Regions from separate parts of the Homo sapiens genome. Here region 2 is linked to region 1. Evidence: chromatin loops called from intact Hi-C (ENCODE). Cell type or tissue: psoas muscle. All regions are shown on one strand.

Region 1 (8,000 bases):
GACTTAATGTTTTACTACCATCGTCACTCATTTGTTCTTTTTCTTTGAGACGGAGTCTTGCTCTGACTCCCAGAGAGGAGTACAGTGGCGTGATCTTGGCTTACTGCAAACTTCACCTCCCAGGCTCAAGCAATTCTCCTGCCTCAGCCTCCCCAGTAGCTGGGATTACAGGCGCCCGCTATCATGCCCAGCTAACTTTTGCATTTTTAGCAGAAGCTGGGTTTCACCCTGTTGGCCAGGCTGGTCTCGAACTCCTGACCTCAAGTGATCCGCCCCTCTCGGCCTTCCAAAGTGCTGGGATTACAGGCATGAGCCAGGGCACTTGGCCTCATTTGTTCTTTTTAAGCCCCTTTCTTGGCCAGGAGATGGCTCGTTCTAGCGTGAGGTCATGAATGGAAGAGTTAGTGGCCAGGAATTTGTGGAAGAAAGAAAAAAGGGTAATTCGCTAGGTAAACAGGAAGCTAGAATCTGTTTTGGAGATAAAATGAACCCACAGAGGCTGGGAGGAGAAAGGGAATTGAGCCAGTTGTTGACTAAGGCTACTTCTCCTCCCTTGAAATTTACTTGGAAGAGCAGCTGAGGCGGAAAGATGGAAAGCAGTCTTTTCAAGAGTTGGTAAGCAAACCTCCAGTTTTAGTTTCAGCTGCCTGGTCTGTAGATTTTTCTTCATAGAGGGAGAAAGCTCAGAAGTAAACCACATGGCACTGCAATCCATGAGAATCTACTTGGACTCACCTAAACCACGCTACATTCTGTCACTGATATAGCTTGGGATCACACATTTTTTCTTTGTTTATCATTTTAATCTTCCTTTGCTCTGAAGTCTTAGATATTCTATATACAGCCTCCTCCTCCTCCACATCACATATATTATGAGCACTAAATTAAAATGGCAACTTTGATAGAAATACTAATCTGTGACTAAATGTTTAACAAGGGGGCAAAAAGGATTTACATTTTGATCTTCAAACATTGGAAAATAAATGCCCTCAGTTGTCAGCTTTCCAAATTGACAAGACTGCAAGGGCAAAACAAAATTTCCATGCATTTGATTGACCTCTGTGAATTGAGCTATTATTAGCAGATAAGAACTTGCCAAAAATATCTGGAAAATATCAGCTGAAAAGTGATTGAAACGAAGTATTTAAAGCAGGTCAGCAGGGCCATGTCTGAAGGAGACAGATTATAAAATACATCTGTATATATTGTATTTATACATAATATATGCCACATATAACATACATGTATATACCTAACAATTCATTTTAATTCAGCAAATATTTATTGAGTGGCTATTGGGTCGGACACCATGCCACCCTAGGCTTTGGGAACACAAACAATAAGCTTTAAGTTCTCTTACCTCCAAGAACTCACAAGCTAGAAATATGTGAGACAAAACGCCATAATTCCTACAACATAATACACCTGACAAGGGTTAGATGAGCAATTTGCATAAAGTGCTACCATTGCAGCAATTAACAAGGCAGAGGAAACGTGATGTTTGTTCTGATGATCAGAGAAGCCTTTCCAGTAGAGATGACATTTACCTCCTTGGGATTTCAGCAGACACAGGAGAGTGAGAATGTCACTCTGGCAGAGGAAACAGAATTTACAGATTAGGAGTACATGGCTGGAATGAAAGAGTTGGGGATGGAGTGGATAAGAAATAGCAGTGACTACAGTTTGAGTGATACATTTATTTGCATATTCATTGATTCAGCAAACTTTTCATTGGTGCTGAGGGAGGTAGGCCCAAGGTATGTGCTGGGTACAGAGGCTGAGAAAACACGGGACAGAGTGGTGGAAGATGGGCCTGGGATTGTGGAAAAAACAGAAAGCACCAGCCCTGTTTGATCCTTCTAGAAGGATTTTTTTGTAGTGTCCCAATGATACCTTTCATTGATAATGGTTACCATTTCATTGAGCACCTCCTAAGTGCTGTGCTGAATAGCTGTGTTACTGCTAGTTCCAGCAATCCTGCATGGTAGGTGTTTTCTCTATTTACACATAGGAAGAGAAGCTCTGAGTGCCTGAGTGCCCAGCTTGTCATATACGATGCTTGGATTTGTGCAAGCATTGATCTCAATGGCCTGGTAATTATAAAAGCTGAAGAACAGCTGAAATCAAGAACTTCTCCACCCCAGCCCCTGAGGACAATACCACCTCCAAATGCCTTGGGCCCACTCTGGTCTCTGGTGTGGTGGGACAGCGCTGTCCGGTCTGCGCAGGTGATTTATGTCTGCCTGCTTTTCGGAGAGGCCAGAGTTTATTGCCTTGCTGGGCAGAACTGCAGCTGGGGCCTGCCCTGTCCCATCCCCATCCCCCCGAAAGCAAAGATTTCCAATTACTGTTCTGTAGAAAATGTCAAAAGCATTATTCAACTATTCATTATCCCAGGTTTTGCAATTTTTCATATGTTTTTACTCTTATCTGCCAGCACTTGAAAAAGACCAGCTTTTTCCTCTTAAGAGAGCTTAATTTGCAGAGCTGTGCAGTCTTCCTATTATGTTCTTATCATCCTCTCCCTTTGGTAGGCAGAATGACAAGGATGACAAAAAAAGAACCAAAAATATTTGAAGGCCTTCCTGAAAATCCACCGGAATGAAGGATCCCAAAAGCCTGAGGCTCGGTTCCTCGAGTGACCTGGACGGGAGCCAAGGGCGGCTGGCATTAGCTCTCACAGTCCACTCGGCAGGAGCTCGTGGCTAGTGCTCATGGGACCAAAACCACCACCCCAGGGCCATGGGATTCCCCCCCAGGGGCTTAACTGGGGGATTAAGCAGCTCTGAGGTGCCAAGAGGTCCCCTCTCCCCGAAATCCTCGTACCAGTGCTAAATTACCTTTGGTATCCCAAGGACCAGAGGCTAAGGGTAGCTTGGGGTGAGTGGTTAGCTCTTCCCCCATCTCCTGTGGCCCCTCCGCCCCATTCTTTGATAAGGTAACTGACATTTTTCTCTTTGCTGTGTAAAGTGCTATGCAGAGGCAACTTCACGTCCCCTAGCTCGCTCTGTTCCACCTAGATGGCGCCCTAAGCCCCGCCTGTATGGAGATTCGGAGCAGCCATCTCCCTGGATGCCTTCCTCCCACGATCCCCAGGTTTCTGAAGCGGGCGCACCAGGACTCCTGGCTCACCCAGAGAGACGCCTTGCCCGCGGCGGGGCTCGCTCGGGGAAATCCCCGCCCACCTTGTTATTCCTGCAGGGGAATCCCCGCCCCCCGTCCCTGTCACTCGGGGAAGGGAGTTCCCGCCCCTCGAATCAACCAGGGGGAGGGAATCCCCGCCCATCCTGGAGGCTCGGCGGATCCCCTGCGCAGCGAGGCGAGGAGCGGACCCCAGCGCCGGTGCGTGCCGGCCCCGGGCAGCGGGACGCGGCGGGGCGGCGGCTGCAGGCAGCCGAGGAGCCGCAGGCCGAACCCAAGGCACCGGGATTGCGCCTCCCGCGGCTGCCGGCGAACCGCGGCTCTGCAGCTCGGGGCAGGCGCGGCGGCGGCACCGGTGGTGGCCGCGGTGGCGGCAGCTGCGCGGGGACCCGCCGGGCGGCGCCTGGGTCTGGACGCGCGAGGAAGCCGCGGGAGCCTCGGCCAAGCCGCGAGCAGGTGAAGCGACCGTCCCGCTGCAGCCGGGACGCGCGGCTCCGGGTGGGCAGGGGATGGGGGAGGCCCGGCACCCCCGAGACCGTGTGTGCCCAGGAAAGTTTAGCTACAAATCCGGGTGCGGGAATCCCAGCCCTGGCAGGGCGGGGAGTGAGGACGCCGAACCGGGGTCCCACGTTGGGCGGCGCAAACTCCTCTAGCATCCGGCCGGGGACGGGGAGGGCGCAGCCCAGGGGAGGGGGCTAGACAGAGCGGGACCGAGACAGCGGGACAACCGGAGACGCACTGCCGGGGGTACTCAAGACAGGGCCGGGACCTCCTGCTCGGGCGCGCATCCCGGGTCCCCATCCCTGGGCCGTCTTCTGGTCCCTTCCTCCGACAGGAGTGGAGGTACTCAGGTACTCCGGCCTCAGGTAATGTCTTGGGGACCATCCTCCCTCGGGCTTGTTTCATCTCTCAACCCCCGCCTCTTTGCCCAGATGAGACGTTAGACGCGGGGCGAGGGAATGCAGGGGGCGCGCAAAGATCAAGGGCATCTTAGGGCCGGTTATTGGCGTCTGCCGGGGAGATGGGGAACATAGTGATAGGGAAATCCTGCTCTCTCTCTGAAGTCGAGTTTCTCCTAAAATCTGGTTTCTCCCTCCCTCTGTTCCTCTCTCCCTCCCTCGGGTTTGCGTTTGTGTTTTAAGTCTTTGAGCTGCCTGTGGTCCCCGCTATTTGGAAAATCCATTAAAGCGCAAGGCTGAATTCAGCAGCAGGAGGGTCCAGGACCCCTGGCAGGAGTTTGCCAGAAGCTGTCCTCGGCAGCCCAAATCTATGCAGAGACCTTGATAAGGGACACTGGAGTGGGAAGAGGACAAGGTCTGGCATGGGCTGGTCGCAGAGACTGGAATGGCAGGCACGAGGGCATTCCAGAGCTCCAGACCTGCCCTGGGACTGGCCGTTGGGCAGTGTTGGGGGATGGAGCTGAGTCTGAGTCTGTCCCCTGCAGCTGGCCTAACCTCTTGCCTCCACCAAAGGTAGGGTAGGTGGATATGTTTGCCTTGACAAATCGCAATGAAACTACTGGAAGTGGTTGCTGAGTGGCTGCAGTAAGTGATGCCCTGATCTGTCCTTGCAGAGAGACCCCCTGGACCTTCAGGGCCTGTTCTCCAGTGGGGTCTCTGAACACTGGAGGGCTTTAGGGGCCTGGCATCTCTACTGGGCCAGCTTTTGTGGGTTGTGACTTCTGGGTGGTGGCCAGATAGGTACAGGTTGGCAGGTGTGAAGTGGGAGTGCTGCTTGTGGGGGCAGAAGAGAATGTCTCAGAACACACCCCTGGCTGTAGGTGGTGGTTCTGGCTTCATGAATTCCTTCTTCCATTAGGATGGGCCCAGAGCTTCTGCTCCTATAATAACCACCTAGTTGTGTGAGTGAGTGTGTGTGTTGCGGGGGTTAGGTGTAGGAGTAGGGGGGTGGCAGGTGCTAGGAGAGGAAAAATCAGAACCATGTAAAGTATATAAATGTACCTACCTTGACATAGTTAATATGCTCCTGGAAAAATATTGAATTATACTTTAAATCTATCGCTGAAATTGATTTTGCATGTACTTTATGGCAGTTTACTATTTAAGGAAACTTATGATAATTTCTCTGTTCATTTCAATCATTTTATTTTTGGAATACCTGTGGTTTGCTGTGCTGGAGGCTGAGGAGGCTTCGAGGTTCCAGGATATGCTTAGATGAAAGATGCTCCCTCGCTGCTGTCAGTTTGTCAGTTTCTGTCCAGCAGGAGAAGGGAGAGAAGCCTGCTAAGCACTATGGTGCAGACCAGTGCACATGCTGCATGTAGTAGACGCCATGTGTTTATTGGATGAAGGAGTGAAGAGATAATTAAGTGAGTAAAGTACCTGAAGAGTGGTCCAAATAAAACATTTTGGGAGTATGGAGGAAAAAGAAGTCACTTTTGCCAGAGAGGATCTGAAAGGCTTTGTGGAGGAGCTCTTAGGTAGAAGTCGAGAGGTTGATCCTGAGTTAGGACTCAGTGCTAAGGACTCAGAGGAACTAAGGACTCAGAGGAACTAAGGACTCAGAGGAACTTAGTTCTCCAGATAGTAGGGAGATGTGTGAGATATTTTTTTTTTTTGAGACTGGGTCTCATTGTTGCCCAGACTCAAGCAATCCTCCCACCTCAGCCTCCTGAGTAACTGGGATCACAGGTGTGTGTTACCACAACCAGATAATTTTTGTGTTTTTTGTGGAGATGGGTTTCACCATGTTGCTTATGCTGGTCTCGAACTCCTGGGCTCAAGTGATCCTGGTGTCTTGGTCTCCCAACGTGCTGGAATTAGAGGCATGAGTCACTGCGCCCAACCTGGCCCCTCGTTCTGCTCCTACACAACCCTTTAGCACACTCACCATGCTGCCCTGGGTGTGTTTCTTTAGGGCCTTATTTTTTTCATACCCAGATAAGGCCTGGAACAGTTGCTAATCAACTTCCTCAGGTTAGACAGGAAAAGAGGCAGAGGGAACACCCCAGACCCCACTACCCCCGGCTGATCATACTGTAGGGTGTTGTGGAAACCCTCTCCCAGAGGCTCCAGGCCTGGTGAGCTGAACAAGATAACACAGAGCTGTGGATACCCCCTTGCCTTTGATCATGTGGGCCTAAGTGACTCGGACCATGGTGGTGGGGGCATCTCTGTTGGAAGGTCTCTCCTACTGCACCATCCACAAGGGGACAAATTCCAAAGATGAACCCACAAAAGGTCAGGAGCAAATCCAAAGAGAGGCTGAATCTCTTTAAGAAGACAGACTTAGAGACTCAAGTTTTCAGCTTCTTTCTTCTGCCCTCAGACACATCCCCGCAGCACCAGGGAGGATGCTGAGGTCAGAGTTGAGTTTCAAGGACAGGAAGAGCTATGCAGACAAGCCCATGAGAGAGGTTAGCAGACAAGTGGAGAGGCAGGGATGTCTCAGAGACGCCCATCCCCAGAAGGATGATAGGAAAAGGCCACTGATAGAACAGTGTCTGCAAGGGGTGTTCATGAAGCCAGGCTGCAAGGGAAGAAGGAGACAATGATTGCCAAGACAGTGAAACTGCAGGTATAGACACTGGATCCAGAAGTGTGCTGTTTGAAAATAATCCACAGTATTTTGAGGAGGTTGTAGCATTGAAGGAGGGTTTATTCATGAGAGTCCCTCCATTCTCCCTCCCAGGCATGTTTGGTAAACAAAAGAGATGTGGGAGAGAGTAGAGAAGCTAGATCAGGGGTGTTTGGGCTGGAAGAGGTGAGCAAGTGCAGGGAAAGAACAATCCTGGCATCTGCCTTCTCTGGAAGGCCAGAGGGAAGCAGAGGTTGGTGAGGCCCTGGAGAGAATGAGGAAAACAGGGGAGGCATTTGCTGAGACCTGGGGTCACTTCGTGAAGCTGGGGCCTGGAGGAAAGGGCTGCGGTACTGCTGCCTGCCAGGGGAAGCAAACCCGGCACCTGGCACCAGTGGAGGCAGCCAGGAGGGAAAGGAAGGACTCCTGAGTTGGGGTCAGAGGCTTTGGCTGGAATCCTAGCAGTGCAGAGAACTTCCTGCTGGGCCAGATGATTAGAAATGTTGAAGCCTCCATTTGCTCATGTATAAAATTGATGCAGTCGCTACTTCACAGGGTTGTTCTTAGGAGGAATCGAAAGAGGTACTAAGGTGTGTTTGGAAGGCCCTCCATGACCGCATCTGCTGTATAGGGGGTCCTTTCGAACAGTGTGTCCAGAAATGCATAAACCTCTCACCAAAGTCAGTGAGAGCCCAGTGGAATGGAGAAGGCAGGAGTTTTTAGCAGACTTGCCTGAAGCTTTCTTTCAGCTGTGGATGAAAAGTTTTGGACTACTCTGAGCAGTTGGGTCTCCCTGTTTGCACCTTGACAAATCCTTCAAGATTTCTGCCTTTTAATCCATTGGCTTGTTGCAGTGCTGCGTCTAAATTTAATGTCCCTCTCTTTTGCAAAGATCCAGTTACCAGGTGCAAGGCAGGAAGAGGCTGGACAGTCTCCTCTGTCCTCCATGGTTTGGAAGGGCATCATGCACTCACACTCGGTAACACCTGCATTTGAGGAAGCTAAGGCCCAGAAAAACAGAGAACTTGCCCCATTAGACAACCAGAACTAGAGTCACAAAACACAGTTGCTTGATCTGGGGAACTCTTGTCTTTCAATAGCAGTGGTGTTGGCCAAGATGCAGGTGGCTGAGGAAGAATTAAAAATCTGCAATCCCCCTTGGTTTTATTAATGGGTCTTTGATTATAGTTGAAAAGATGAAAAAACAGTCTCACTTATTAGTGAAGCGGGAAAGAAAAGGAGCATTTGACTTACTAAACACTAAGTAGATATGTGCCAAATTAAATGAAATTGGGGAAAATGTGAATAATTTTTTTTTTTTT
Region 2 (8,000 bases), 450 kb after region 1:
CAAACCAGCTGAAAATCGTGGAGATTTCTGCTGAAGCAGTGTCAGAGACTGTATGTGGTAACAAGCCAGCTGAAAGCGACAGACGGGGAGGGTGCTTGGCCCAGGGCAACTGTCAGGAGAAGAGTGAAATCAGGCTCTATCGCCAGGTCGCAGAATCATCCACAAGTCATCCATCCTCACTCCCATCTCATGCCTCCCAGGCAGAGCAGGAAATGTCACGATCATTCAGCATGGCAAAACTGGCGTCCTCCTCCTCCTCCCTTCAAACAGCCATTAGAAAGGCAGAATACTCCCAGGGAAAATCAAGCCTGATGTCAGACTCCCGAGGGGTGCCCAGAAACAGCATTCCAGGGGGCCCCTCGGGGGAGGACCATCTCTACTTCACCCCAAGGCCAGCGACCAGGACCTACTCCATGCCAGCCCAGTTCTCAAGCCATTTTGGACGGGAGGGTCACCCCCCACACAGCCTGGGTCGCTCTCGGGACAGCCAGGTCCCTGTGACAAGCAGTGTTGTCCCCGAGGCAAAGGCATCCAGAGGTGGTCTTCCCAGCCTGGCTAATGGACAGGGCATATATAGTGTAAAGCCGCTGCTGGACACATCGAGGAATCTTCCAGCCACAGATGAAGGGGATATCATTTCAGTCCAGGAGACGAGCTGCCTAGTCACAGACAAAATCAAAGTCACCAGACGACACTACTGCTATGAGCAGAACTGGCCCCATGAATCTACCTCATTTTTCTCTGTGAAGCAGCGGATCAAGTCTTTTGAGAACCTGGCCAATGCTGACCGGCCTGTAGCCAAGTCCGGGGCTTCCCCATTTTTGTCGGTGAGCTCCAAGCCTCCCATTGGGAGGCGGTCTTCCGGCAGCATTGTTTCCGGGAGCCTGGGCCACCCAGGTGACGCAGCAGCAAGGTTGTTGAGACGCAGCTTGAGTTCCTGCAGCGAAAACCAAAGCGAAGCCGGCACCCTCCTGCCCCAGATGGCCAAGTCTCCCTCAATCATGACACTGACCATCTCTCGGCAGAACCCACCAGAGACCAGTAGCAAGGGCTCTGATTCGGAACTAAAGAAATCACTTGGTCCTTTGGGAATTCCCACCCCAACGATGACCCTGGCTTCTCCTGTTAAGAGGAACAAGTCCTCGGTACGCCACACGCAGCCCTCGCCCGTGTCCCGCTCCAAGCTCCAGGAGCTGAGAGCCTTGAGCATGCCTGACCTTGACAAGCTCTGCAGCGAGGATTACTCAGCAGGGCCGAGCGCCGTGCTCTTCAAAACTGAGCTGGAGATCACCCCCAGGAGGTCACCTGGCCCTCCTGCTGGAGGCGTTTCGTGTCCCGAGAAGGGCGGGAACAGGGCCTGTCCAGGAGGAAGTGGCCCTAAAACCAGTGCTGCTGAGACACCCAGTTCAGCCAGTGATACGGGTGAAGCTGCCCAGGATCTGCCTTTTAGAAGAAGCTGGTCAGTTAAGTAAGTATCTGCCCACTACTTTTATTTCAGATAAACTTGTTTCATTTTGGAATAGTTTTAGATTTATAGAAAAGTTGCAAAGATAATGCAGAGTTCCCACTTACTTTTTTTTTTTTTTTTTTTTTTTGAGATGGAGCATCGCTCTGTCGCCCAGGCTGGAGTGCAATGGCGCGATCTCGGCTCACTGCAACCTCTGCCTCCCGGGTTCAAGCGATTCTCCTGCCTCAGCCTCCTGAGTAGCTGGGATTACAGGCGTGCACCACCACACCTGGCTAATTTTTGTATTTTTAATAGAGACGGGGTTTCACCATGTTGGTCAGGCTGGTCTCAAACTCCTAACCTTGTGATCCGCCTGCCTCGGCCTCCCAAAGTGCCGGGATTACAGGTGTGAGCCACTGCACCCGGCCACTTCTTACCCACTCTTCCTAATGTTCACATCTCTCATAACCACGGTCCATTCGTCAAAAGTAAGAAATTAATGTTGGAGCAATACCATTAACTACAGACTTCATTCAGATTTTGCTGAATAAATTCTGCTAATATCGTTTTTCTGTCCCAGGATCCAGGATACTACATTCCATTTTAGTGCCCTTGGTTTTTAATATCACTGCTGGAAAAATAAAAGTGCCTGCAGGGAAACATGTTTACCAAAGTGTCGCTCTGAGGAGAGGCTTCTAGAGGACATGGCACTTAAGCAAAAGCAACATGAGAGGGGCATGCAGAGGAAGAGAGAGCACAGCACGGGGGAATTTGGACTTTGGAGGTGGCTGGAGTTAAACGGAGAATTTCTAACATATTTAAAAATATTTCACTTGAGGCCAGCCGTGGTGGCTCACACCTGTAATCCCAGCACTTTAGGAGGCTGAGCCGGGCAGATCACTTAAGGTGAGGAGTTCAAGACCAGCCTGGCCAACATGGTGAAACCCCATCTCTACTAAAAATACAAAAATTAGCTGGGGATGGTGGCAGGCGCCTGTAATCCCACCTACTTGGGAGGCTGAGGCAGGAGAATCGCTTGAACCCAGGAGGCTGATGTTGCAGTGAGCTGAGATCGCGTCACTGCACTCCAGCCTGGGCAACAGAGTAAGACTCAATCTCGAAAAAAAAAAAAAAAAAGCCAGGCCCAGTGGCTCAGGCCTATAGTCCCAGCACTTTGGGAGACCAAGGCAGGCGGATCACTTGAGGTCAGGAGTTCAAGACCAGCCTGGCCAATATGGTGAAACCCTATCTCTACTAAAAATAAAAAATTAGCCAGGCGTGGTGGCAGGTGCCTGTGATCCCAACTACTCGGGAGGCTGAGGCACGAGAATAGCTTGAACCCAGGAGGTAGAGGTTGCAGTGAGCTGAGATCGTGCCACTGCACTCCAGCCTGGGTGACAGAGCTAGACTCCATCTCAATAAAAATAAAAATATTTCACTTGAACATATGTATTGAATATTTTAAAACATGTCAGAAGTGTCCTGTTAAGCTCCAGCATTGGTCCCATAACTTCTTGAGGGGATCTCTGAATTCATAGCAGTTCCCCTTGCCATTGGCAGTGAATGACATTTCTGTTCAGCACTCAGGATTTATTCTTCCATTAGTTTGGAATGGAAGTTTTGACCAAAAGAGAGCAGAAAATACCTGTTCTCTTTTGTATAGTAGAAAGGAGATCATTTTAAATGCATTCTTATAAAATGAAGAAATTGCTTTTTTCTTTAATGTTCTTCAAATATATTTATATTATTTAGTTTGGATCAACTTCTAGTCTCAGCGGGGGACCAGCAAAGATTACAGTCTGTTTTATCGTCAGTGGGATCGAAATCTACCATCCTAACTCTCATTCAGGAAGCGAAAGCACAATCAGAGGTGAGTGAAACACAGAAAGCTCAGGAACATGAATTGCGGCCGCGTGAGTGCCCAGGTATGTGCTGCCTGCCCAGACAGCCGAGGAGAGCCCGCCCCGAGTCCTGGAGAGGGAGGACTGCCTTGGGTTGCGAGTTTCACAGCTCAGTCTGACTTTGGCCTCACGTGCTGCTAGCCAGCTTCAGAAGCTAGACCTTGTCTTGAATGTTCAGGTGCCAGATGGGTGTCACTGCTGTTTTCATCCCCCAAGTAGCAACTAGTTACCATTCTCCTAACTCCTATGTGTGGAGTTTGTTTGCAGAGAGTCCTCAAAGCAGAGCTAGTCATCTCGGAAATACCTCTCGCCACCTAACTGTGGACATAAACTAGTCAAGGGAGCCACCTGCTGGTGAGAGAAGAGTTACATTGGTGTAGTCCCGCCGTTGCCCTGAAATATGGTGGACCCCTGAACAACATGAGGGTTGGGGCACTGACCTTCGAGCAGTGGAAAATCCACATATAACTTTTAACTCTCCCAAAAACTTAACTACTAACAACCTACTGTTGACCGGAAACCTTACTGATAACATAAACAGTCAATTAACACAAGTTTTGTCAGTTATATGTATTATATACTGTCTTCTTACAACAACGTAAGTTAGAGATAATAGAACGTTATTAAGAAAATCCTAAGAGGCCAGGTGCAGTGGCTTACACCTGTAATCTCAGAACTTTGGGAGGCCAAGGCGGGCAGATCACTTGAGGTCAGGAGTTCAAGACCAGCCTGGCCAATATGGTGAAACCCTGTCTCTACTAAAAATACAAAAATTAGCTGGACATGGTGGTGGGTGCCTGTAGTCTCAGCGACTCAGGAGGCTAAGGCGAGAGGATTGCTTGAACTTAGGAGGCAGAGGTTGACATGAGCTAAGATTGCACCACTGCATTCCAGCCTGGGTGACAGAGCAAGACTTCATCTCAATTAAAAAAAAAAAGTCATAAGAGAAAGTGTATTTACTATTCATTAAGTGGAAGTGGTTCATCATAAAGGGCTTCATCCTTGTCATCTTCACACTGAGTAGCCTGAGAAGGAGGGAGGGGTTGGTCTTGCTGCCTCAAGGATAAAGAGGCTGAAGAAACCCTGAGTGTGAGTGGACCTGTACAGTTTGAGCCTGTGTTGTTCAAATGTCACCTGTAGAAGAGCATCTGAACCCTGGAGTACAAGGAATTACAAATAAAATCTTTCAGTAAATCAGTTGTGACAATAAACATTGACAGAAGAAACCACAGGTTCACATCTAGGATACTAATCTGAAGATCAATTTCTTGGGGCTATACGTAGAGATTTGAACCCTAATGAATGAATATTTTCTATTTAGAGAAATAAATATGAATGTTTCTTTAGTGGTAGTATACCTGGGTCACTGAAGTCATCTAAGAATGCTGTTCCAGAAATTCAAATATAGAGGGGCTGTGTGGTTTCTCAGCCAACAGCCAGCCTTGGCACCTAGTAAGGAGTTGGCCAGGAGGCGAGGAGAGAGGTTGGAATAAAGGAGACCAGTCCCTTCAGGTTCCACTCCCTTCTGATTCTCAGCCGCTGATTTGGGTCTGTGCAGTTAAGACATGCCTTGACAGGAGGATCATCTGAGGCCAGGAGTTCGAGACCAGCCTCATCAACATAGTGAGACCCCTCATCTCTCAAAAAAAAAAAAAAAAGATTAAATTTAAAAAATTAGCCAGGCGTGGTGGTATATGCCTGTAGTCCTACCTACATGGGAATCTGAAGCAGGAGAATCACTTGGGTCCAGTAGTTTGAGGCTCAGTGAGCTATGATCGTGCCAGCGCACTCCAGCCTGGGTGACAGAGCAAGACCCTGTCTCTGAAAGAAAAACAAAATGTCTTGAGATGCTAAGCACTTCCGCTTTCAGTAAAAGGGAATAGCCCCTCATCTCTCTTCCTCCTCCCACTTGTTATTACAATAAGGAAGGATTTCATGTGTGAAAGTCTCATTCTGAGACCACCAGTCAAGGGGGCACAGGTGGGGTCACACGTTGCCAGGCCCCCTTTACCCCAGACATTTTAGTGTTAGATGAAATGTCAGAGGAGAAGACCAGACTGTCCAGCCAACCACAAGCAAGATGTACATCTTCAGGAACCTCAAACAAAGTATGGCCAGCATGCCACAGTGCTGCCCGAGGGTGGCTTATTCTAGGGCCTTCCTCACCCCCTACTACTCACGCTCACCACGAGGCAGGGTTGTGGTTTGGTTTGAAGATCATTCCTACATATCAGAACACGGCGTTCTTTTCCCTTTATTTTCTCACTGTCTTCAGAGAGGAGCGTTGAGCAGGGCTATCCTTACTCTGCCATCCTCAGTCTAGAAGCTTCCTGCCTTGCTTTTTCCAATGAGTATGGTTTGCAGGTACTAAAAATAGAACTGCACAAAACTATTTTCTGTGTCCTTGGCAGTGCTGTGAGAGATTCGAGGCTTCGAGGCTGAAAACAAACCCTGGCCTCCTGACTTCAACACACCCAAACCTTGGAGAGCTCTTGATGGTTGATCTGGCCGCCCTGAGACTGTGCTGAGGCTCTCAGAGGCAAAATTTGGCGCAATAGTCAGCTTCTAGCATATCTGTGTCCTTAAACACCACTGGAAAAAAATGTGAATACATTGAAATTTTTGTGATTTAACTTGTCCTGGAATGCAGGAGGGCCTCATTTTCTTTTTTTTTTTCCTTCTCCTTTTTTTTTTTCTTTTCTTGAGATGGAGTCTCGCTCTGTTGCCCAGGCTGGAGTGCAGTGGCGTGATCTCGGCTCACTGCAAGCTCCACCTCCTGGGTTCACGCCATTCTCCTGCCTCAGCCTCCCGAGTAGCTGGGACTACTGGTGCCCGCCACCATGCCCGGCTTTTTTTTTTTTTTTTTTTTAGTAGAGACGGGGTTTCACCGTGTTAGCCAGGATGGGCTCCATCTCCTGACCATGTGAACCACCTGCCTCCGCCTCCCAAAGTGCTGGGATTACAGGCGTGAGCCACCGCACCCGGCGTAGGAGGCCTCATTTTCAAATATTGTCTCTTTGCTCCCATAAGACATTGAAATATCTGAGAAGTGTTCCTATTTTCAGCACCACATTACCTCCTAGAAGCTGGACAAAGACCATTTACTGGGTCCCGTATTCCCATTTTTGTTTGGAAAGCTTAGTCAACCTCTTTCTCCCCATCAATCCGTGTGTGAGCATACATATGGTTGAAGGTGCCCATGAAGTCAACCTCCCAACTCCCCCAAAAGTTCTGCGGGACAGTCTAGGTTTTGGTTTGAGTGAACTTTGGGGGTTTTTTGAGACAGAGCCTCACTCCATCACCCAGGCTGGAGTGCAACTGGCATGATCTCCACTCACTGCAACCTCTGCCCGCTGGGTTCAAGCGATTCTCCTGCCTCAGCCTCCCAAGTAGCTGGAATTACAGGTGTCCGCCACCACGCCCGGCTAATTTTTGTATTTTTCAGTAGAGACGGGGTTTCGCCATGTTGACTAGGCTGGTCTCGAACTCCTGACCTCAGGTGATCCGCCCGCCTTGGCCTCCCAAAGCACTGGGATTACAGGCGTGAGCCACTGCGCCTAGCCATGCTATTTTTTTGGCATCAGTTAATTAATTGTACCTGAAATCCAATGATGGGGAGGGAGATGTAGAAAACATGGCCTTGATATGCTCTTATCCTGCCTCTTGCCACTGACGCTTATCTTTCTGCTGTTGCTAGGACTGGCTTTGCTAAATTGTAGACTTAAAGAATTACAGAATAAAGGATTCCCATCATGATCAAATTATGTACTATGATTTTTTTTTTTTTTTTTTTTTTTTGAGACAAGGTCTCACTCTGTCAACCAGGCTGAAGTGCAGTGGCGTGATCATGGCTCACTGCAGCCGTGACCTTCCGGGCTTAGGTAATCCTCCCACCTCAGCCTCTTGAGTAGCTGGGACTACAAGTGTGCAACACCACACCTGGCTGATTTTTGTAGAGACAGGGTTTTGCCACATTGCCCAGGCTGGACTCGAACTCTTGGGCTCAAGAGATCCGCCCCCTTGGCTTCCCAGAGTGTTGGGATTACAGGCGTGAGCCACCATGCCTGGCTGAGAGCCAAAGAACCTTTAGGGCCTGTGGTGAAAAGCCCCTCCAAGAGGACTGACATCAGAGCTTCCTTACTCCTGGCCCAAGGGGATATGTTTTTCTTTCTTAATTTTTTGCAGCTGTAGCTCAAAGGATAATTTTTGTTTGTTTTCACTAGAATGAAGAAGATGTTTGCTTCATAGTCTTGAATAGAAAAGAAGGCTCAGGTCTGGGATTCAGTGTGGCAGGAGGGACAGATGTGGAGCCAAAATCAATCACGGTAAGTGACAGAGTCATTAGGCTCTCAGGAAAATCCCCCCTCAAGCAGCCTCAGAATGTGATCAGGGCACAAATTCCAATCAGCGGGTTCAGAGATTGCTGGATTTCATTCCCAGCTACCAACATAAAAAGGGAGAAGTGGGAGAAGTAGTACGTAAGGTTTTCGTTGACAAAAGACAAGCATTTTTAACACAGAGCTGACATGTATAGGCCATTTCCAATCCCTATAAACACAATTCGCTATAGCCTTATAATTTACCTCCATATTTTAAGCAGTAGAAAACATTAGAATCAACTGGCCAAACTTGTGTTTATACAATTACTCCCG

What was found. Peaks named below come from ENCODE experiments on the same cell type or tissue, not always from the same donor. Only the 100,000 strongest peaks of a DNase experiment are listed, where the experiment ranks them.
Region 2: it touches region 1 in a loop (2.4-fold over the local background); 4 of 110 quality-filtered maps call a loop at or near these places.

What each region holds. Positions count from the first base shown.
Region 1 is chr5:31,635,841-31,643,840 of GRCh38, forward strand. PDZD2 (PDZ domain containing 2) reads left to right here and starts at 3,291. Exons shown (of 25, transcript NM_178140.4): 1 at 3,291-3,597. RefSeq lists a silencer at 3,245-3,594. In psoas muscle, a CTCF peak has its summit at 3,465; DNase peaks (open chromatin) are centred at 291, 2,681 and 3,191; H3K4me3 peaks cover 2,406 bases; H3K27ac peaks cover 850 bases; H3K27me3 peaks cover 671 bases.
Region 2 is chr5:32,089,708-32,097,707 of GRCh38, forward strand. PDZD2 (PDZ domain containing 2) reads left to right here. Exons shown (of 25, transcript NM_178140.4): 20 at 1-1,468; 21 at 3,200-3,317; 22 at 7,572-7,673. It overlaps LOC105374711 (a long non-coding RNA gene), which reads right to left. Exons shown (of 4, transcript XR_007058716.1): 4 at 3,904-8,000. Among named protein-coding and RNA genes, the nearest start is that of GOLPH3, 81 kb to the right of the region's middle. RefSeq lists enhancers at 2,922-3,423, 2,950-3,119, 3,424-3,923, 3,572-3,631, 7,997-8,000. In psoas muscle, a CTCF peak has its summit at 3,716 (motif pointing left); no DNase peak of the experiment used is centred here.